Regions from separate parts of the Homo sapiens genome. Here region 1 is linked to region 2. A link is a contact called in ENCODE Hi-C or POLR2A ChIA-PET data. All regions are on one chromosome and are shown on one strand. Each heading gives the region's core, a stretch centred on a gene start or an enhancer-like site at or near the end of the contact. The rest is flanking DNA. Distances are from core to core; before and after follow the strand shown. Region 1 holds the start of TENM3-AS1 (TENM3 antisense RNA 1). Region 2 has its middle 130 kb from the start of TENM3-AS2.

Evidence for each region. Hi-C counts contacts between places; a loop is a spot of excess contacts on that map. ChIA-PET counts read pairs that join two places held with the same protein, here RNA polymerase II (POLR2A). Pooled maps may share reads with other maps.
Region 1: a map of mammary epithelial cell shows a loop between it and region 2 (4-fold over the local background). The contact joins the promoter of TENM3-AS1 here to the enhancer-like site in region 2. A Hi-C loop is called at or near these places in 4 of 168 maps with a recorded cell type or tissue (IMR-90, MCF 10A, chondrocyte and 1 more), 1 of 37 single-sample maps with no recorded cell type and 2 of 50 pooled maps. POLR2A ChIA-PET finds 5 or more read pairs at or near these places in 4 of 52 experiments (AG04449, H1, OCI-LY7 and 1 more).

The regions. Positions count from the first base shown.
Region 1 is chr4:182,143,265-182,146,029 of GRCh38, reverse strand. TENM3-AS1 (TENM3 antisense RNA 1) reads left to right here and starts at 1,515. Exons shown (of 5, transcript NR_125905.1): 1 at 1,515-1,691; 2 at 1,890-1,983; 3 at 2,186-2,327; 4 at 2,485-2,592. It also overlaps a transcript of TENM3 not described here. RefSeq lists an enhancer at 270-1,258.
Region 2 is chr4:181,957,936-181,960,714 of GRCh38, reverse strand. It overlaps a transcript of TENM3 not described here. Among named protein-coding and RNA genes, the nearest start is that of TENM3-AS2, 130 kb to the right of the region's middle. Within about 2 kb of position 1,379, at least 2 of the 41 ENCODE cell types and tissues checked have a DNase peak (open chromatin) inside an H3K27ac peak, as active enhancers do; they include mammary epithelial cell, where a contact is called at or near this core.

The DNA.
Region 1 (2,765 bases), core at 266-2,765, 190 kb before region 2:
ACTAAGGGATCAAATCACCAAGTTCTGTTCAGTTACAATACCATCTTTTGGGATACTCTTCCAAGCTTTCCAGAGATGCCATATCCACCTTTTTTCTTTTGACAAGAGAAGGGAAAGGTAATGCCTCAACATATGTCTATTTCTAGTGAAAAGACCACCCAGTGGATTCTGCCAGAGTCTACCAATGTTTGACAAAATACATTGTCAGAAGATAAGAAATAGAGCATGATGAAGAGACAGTCCTGTTCTCGGGCATCCCAGCCGTCTGGGGCCCTGTAAAAAGTCTAGGACAGCTCTCAGCCTTTCATTTCCATTGCACCTCCTCACACGTACCTGGAAACTTTTCTCTACCTCCAAATTACAGTGACTTGGGGAAACACACGTGTGTGATGTATTACACGGTACAAGTACTTGTTACCCTCTCTCTACAATAAAAATTAACAAGTTACCACTCCAGCTACCTTAAAGGTGAGGCAGTAAGAATGGAATCCAAGCTGCATAGTAAGATGCTCAGCAAAGATCAATCAGACACAACCCGCCTCAACCTAAAATACGTGAAGCTCTTTGTAATCGGTTGTAAAACACGAGAGGGACTTAGAATCTCAGTTGCAGGCTCATAAATTCGTAATTTTTGAAACGCCCAGCTCAGGATATTTTGTGTGTGTTTCCAACCCCATCCAGAGTTTCCCGATCAAGTTTCAGCCGTGATCCACCACTCCCCACGCTACCCCTCGCCCCGCACTCTCCCTCCTTCACTCCTTTTCAACTTGGCTCCCTGATCGCTGCAGAAGCCTTCTGTCCCCTGCCTGCCCCGGAAAGCGGTGACATCCCGGGGCTTTCCGCTCGCTGGAAGCCCCCCAGGATCCTGTTAAGACGCCCCCGCAGAAGACGCGGGGCCTCGCCACACATCGGGGGCCGAAGAGGACCTGGCGGGCTCCCCTCCCCGCCCCCACTGGGCGCCCAGCCTCCGGACTGCCTTCCTCAGGGACCCCGGGGCTCCCCAGTACGGGGGCGCGGCGCCTGGCTCCCCGGGCGAGAGGCGCCGGCGAAGTTCCCACCTGAGCCGGCGGCCGGAGGTGGCTGGCGCGAGGGCGGGGCGGGGACGGGGAGGCCGGACCGTGGAGAGAATCCGCGCGCTGAGAAGATGTCCCCGCGTCCGCCGCCTCCCGGGGCCACGCGCCGTCCCAGCTCGCGCCCGCCAGCTCCCGGCGCCGCGGCCCGGCACTAGGACCCCATAAAGGAAGGAGGGCGCGCCGGCGGCGGCGCCGCACTTACCGCGCTCGGCTCGCCCGCGCCGCCGGCTCGCTCCCCGGCAGCAGCCGCCGCGTCCGCCCGAGCCGCGCGCACACCGCGCCGGGCCAAATTCAAAGGAGCCGGGCGCGGGGGAGGGGGGCCCCGCCGAGGGAGCGGGGAGCGGGCGCCGGCGGGGCGGGGGCGGGGAGGGGGCGCGAGTGTTACAACTTCCTTCCCTGCCCGCCCCCGGCCGCGCGGCCCGGGGACGCGGGAGGGGAGGGCGCCCGCGCGCCAATGAGTTCACTTTCTTTCTCTCCCCCGCGCTCCCCCTCTCCCCGCCCGCCGGCCCCTCCAGCCTCCTCCAAGGCGGCGGACCAGGCCGGGCCGGAGTTTTCGGGGTTCAGCCCGCGAGCGGGAGGACCGGGGAGGCGAGGGAGGAGGAAGGCGAGAAGGGCCAGGTGAGGAGGCCCGCGGGACGCCCGGCCAGGGAGCGGCATCCAGGACCGTAATTGTGCGGCGGGGGACGCGCCGGGCCGAGTGTGCCCGAGCCCGGGCGCGTACACGTGTCCGTGTGTGTGTGTGTGTGTGTGTGTGCGGGAGTGTGCGAGGGAGAGGAGGAGAGGAGAGGAGCCTACCATGCGCTTCCCCCGGTGCAGATCGCGGGAGAGCCCAATCACGGGGCGAGCTGGACCTGGCTGTGATCATTTATAATCCTTGACTCCTCCGCTCCGCCACTTGTCAAGATGACAGGTACTTTATTTCTTCTTCTTCTTTATTCAAAAAAAGAGATTCCCCGTTTACTGCCTTTTTCTGTCAAATGGGATTTGCCGGACTGAACCACGTTCGCCGCCCCTCCCTCCTTCCCTCCTCCCGGCCGCGTCGGGTTCGGGAAAGCACCGAGGCTCCCATGCTGTGACCAATCAGTGCCTTTACTACTCTCGCCGTGATTTAGGGGTCATCCGTGAATAACACTTCACGCTGATGAATGGCTCTTGCCGGCTTTCGGCTCTGATGAGGGGTCTGCCCGCCGCCGATTGAAAACACTAATGAACTTACTGCGCCATTTGAAATTCACACGCACCAACAAAATGGGGGTACGTGCGTGGGGGTCTGTCCTTTTCTGCTGCGGGTGGCGGGGAGGCGGCCCTGGGGGAGGGGGCGGGTAATTGCTTTGGACTTAAGTGGAAACACTTCTCTGTGTAATCAAACCTCTAACCTTCTTAGAAAACTACTTTTCTTGATCTTCCGTAGGGTGGGCATTTCAGGTCAGCTGAGTCACCCGAGGAGGTGGCAGTGCAAGACACTGCCGGGAAGACGGATTCCGAGGCAGAAGGGTGTAATTAAGGATTTCCACCCCCGGTAGGCGGCCCGTCCTTTGCAGAGCCTCTGAAAATGACCCGCGCCTTCCTTTCCACAGTGTTCTTTCGTCCGAGACCGAAAAGCGCAAATGACCTTTGGACAGGGAAGGGAGGCAGTAAACACTCAGACTTCCTTACCAGCCCCTGGTGGGCACTGCAGCAGAACAATTGTCT
Region 2 (2,779 bases), core at 130-2,629:
TGTTAGAGTTATAGTGTATACAAAATTATAGATGTTGGGAGATTTCTCCATTGTTTTAGCAGAAACTATCAGCCCTCTTTATTTAAAGGCTAGCATATCCCCAGGCAAATTGAGTTTCCATGCTCAGTTGATTCAGAGCCTACTTCAAGGAAAGGCTGCCAACTATGTCAAAATGTATACTGATTTTGTGATATACATAGTTTTCCAAAGGATGAAGTGAGATCACCAGTCTCAATCCATTTGTGACTTGACTTCGATTTAAAGTTGCCCTCAAGAAATAGCTGGCTGGTATTATATGTGTACTGAAATATTTTTCATTGAGGTAGGTCGCTCCTTATCCTTTAGTTTACTGATTATGAGTCACTAAAATTATCTTGAAAAATTAGAAAAAAAAGTCCTATTATTGAGAGAATCCATTACATTAGTATAAGGCAAAACAGCCTACTTACCATCAACAGGAACATTTTAGGAAATTTGTTCTTTTTGACATTTTCTAAAAGAATAGCTCTTCCTACAACATTAATGCTAAATAGATGGAAAGTGTATGAAGTATAAGAATATACACAAATTGCATTTTAATTCCTATTTTTCTTTTAAAAGATGTCAATGATAAATCCAAATGTGGCTTAAATATACACTTTGCTTCAAATGTTTAGGAAATGATGCCTAACACAAAGAAAAATAAAGCTATTAATTTTCCATCTGTGTAACTTGCCCTTGAACTTTATTAGACATTTGTCATTTGCTTTTGCAATATAAAGTCCAAGATTCCAGTTTAAAGGATGTAAACATTAGTTGCTTCTGCCTCTCTACCCCTATTTTAGGATATAGGCATTTAGTTTTCTTAATGTCTATTTTATATGGACAATTTAAATACCAATTTAAGTGGTATGTGACTCACATCTACTACCTGCCAAAACTCCATATATTTCTACTTTTGAAGGCTTTTAAAACTTCTATTTGGAATATTTTAAATGAAAATACATCACCAACAATATAAAATCTGTAATATGAATTAATGTTTTTTTCTTTCAACATTTTGTTGGTATGTAAGATGTCCCCCCTCCCAAGTGAAAAGACAGAAAAAGATTAAAAGGTATGGTGTGGGGTGCCGGCATGCCGGTGATCTGCTAACCAAGCTGGCTACCCTTTGTTGCTTTAATGGAACTCTGGATTTATTAAATTCATTAACTGAATTTGAATTTAAATATACAATTGTATTCCGTTCTCTCTTCCTCCCTACTCTTTTCTTCATTTGCTCCTTTTCCACTCCCTTCCTTCTTCACACATAATGAACATCTCCTGTTGAAACAGGGGCTGTGTCAGACACTGGAGCTACGTGGTTATCCAAACAGAGGCTGCCCCCAGCTTCAGTGAGTGAGTCAGTCAGTGAGAGAGACGGGCAGTCAACAGATACTCATAGATTCCTGTAATTACAAAGTATGACAAGAGCTAGGACAAAAACCACTGGGGGCCTGGAATGTGGGGACTGGGACACCAAATTTAGATGAGGAGTTGAAGAAAGGCTTCCTAGAGGAAATGGCATTTGAGTTCAGTGTATCATAACCAAACAACAACAATTTTTTGAAGATATAATATGTACAGAATTTAATACTTGATTCTGAAACTAAAATTAATAATAATCGATTCACCAAACCAAACAAACAACAACAACAAAAAACCATTCAATGCTCTGATTCTTCACCTCAAGGATTTTTATAGTATAATTATACTTGTGTATTATGATTTTATTAGTGAATCAATACATTGTCTAGATATAGTTATTGAAATACGTTTATATACATTCTCCCCCATAATCATCCATTAACCCTGTGCACTAAATAGGTAATTACATTATTTAATAAATATTGATTTTTCACTGTGTCGTAGTATGTATTCTGCTAGATTCTGAGAATATGATACTGAGGGGAGACTGTCACTGGCTTCTACAATGTATAATCAAGTATTCTAGTGGGATGAATACTGTGTATGTGAAGTTTTCTCTTGGGGATCAACTCCTGGTGGTTTGAAGGACATGGGAGGGCTGTATATTACTGGCTTGAGGTCAAGGGAGACATTCTGTGAAGCAGTTTCCAGCCTACCCACTCGACACAGGCAGAAACCAAAGCCCATAAATATTAGACAACATGCCCAGCTTCAAACATCTCAGGAATTTTACAAAATTATTAAAAAACTCTATCTGATGTAGAGTGAAGCAAGTATGATTTACTCATATCATTACTGTATTATTGACACAGTTACTCTAATCCTAATTTAGGATATTTGCATTCCAAACAGTTTAAATAGTTTACAAACTATCAGGCAACTAGAAAGTCTAATTCTTATTGTTTGATAATAGAGTCCAAAAAAGCAAAAACAAACAAACAAAAAGACCTGAAAATCTGTCATTTAATTTATCATTGAACTGATTTTCACTCTAACTTTCTCTGCAGAGGTACTTAATCACCCCTGCAACTGCCTATATTGGAAAAGATGGAACCAGAACAGGCAAGATTATGTGTCTATGTTCAGGAAGAAAGGCAGATAATCTTCATTTTAAAATTCCCATTTTAAGTATACCCTTCAAGTATAATTTACTTTCTTTAACAGTATGAACAGCTTGAAATGTGCAAAGGATTTTAGTTCAAAGAAGCTTACTTGTGAGTTTTAATGGAGAAGGTTAATTTTTAATTTCTTCCAAGACTTCATAATATGATAGGAAAAATTATCAGGAGATAATTAGAAGAAAATGACATTATAATACCCAAAGAAAAACATA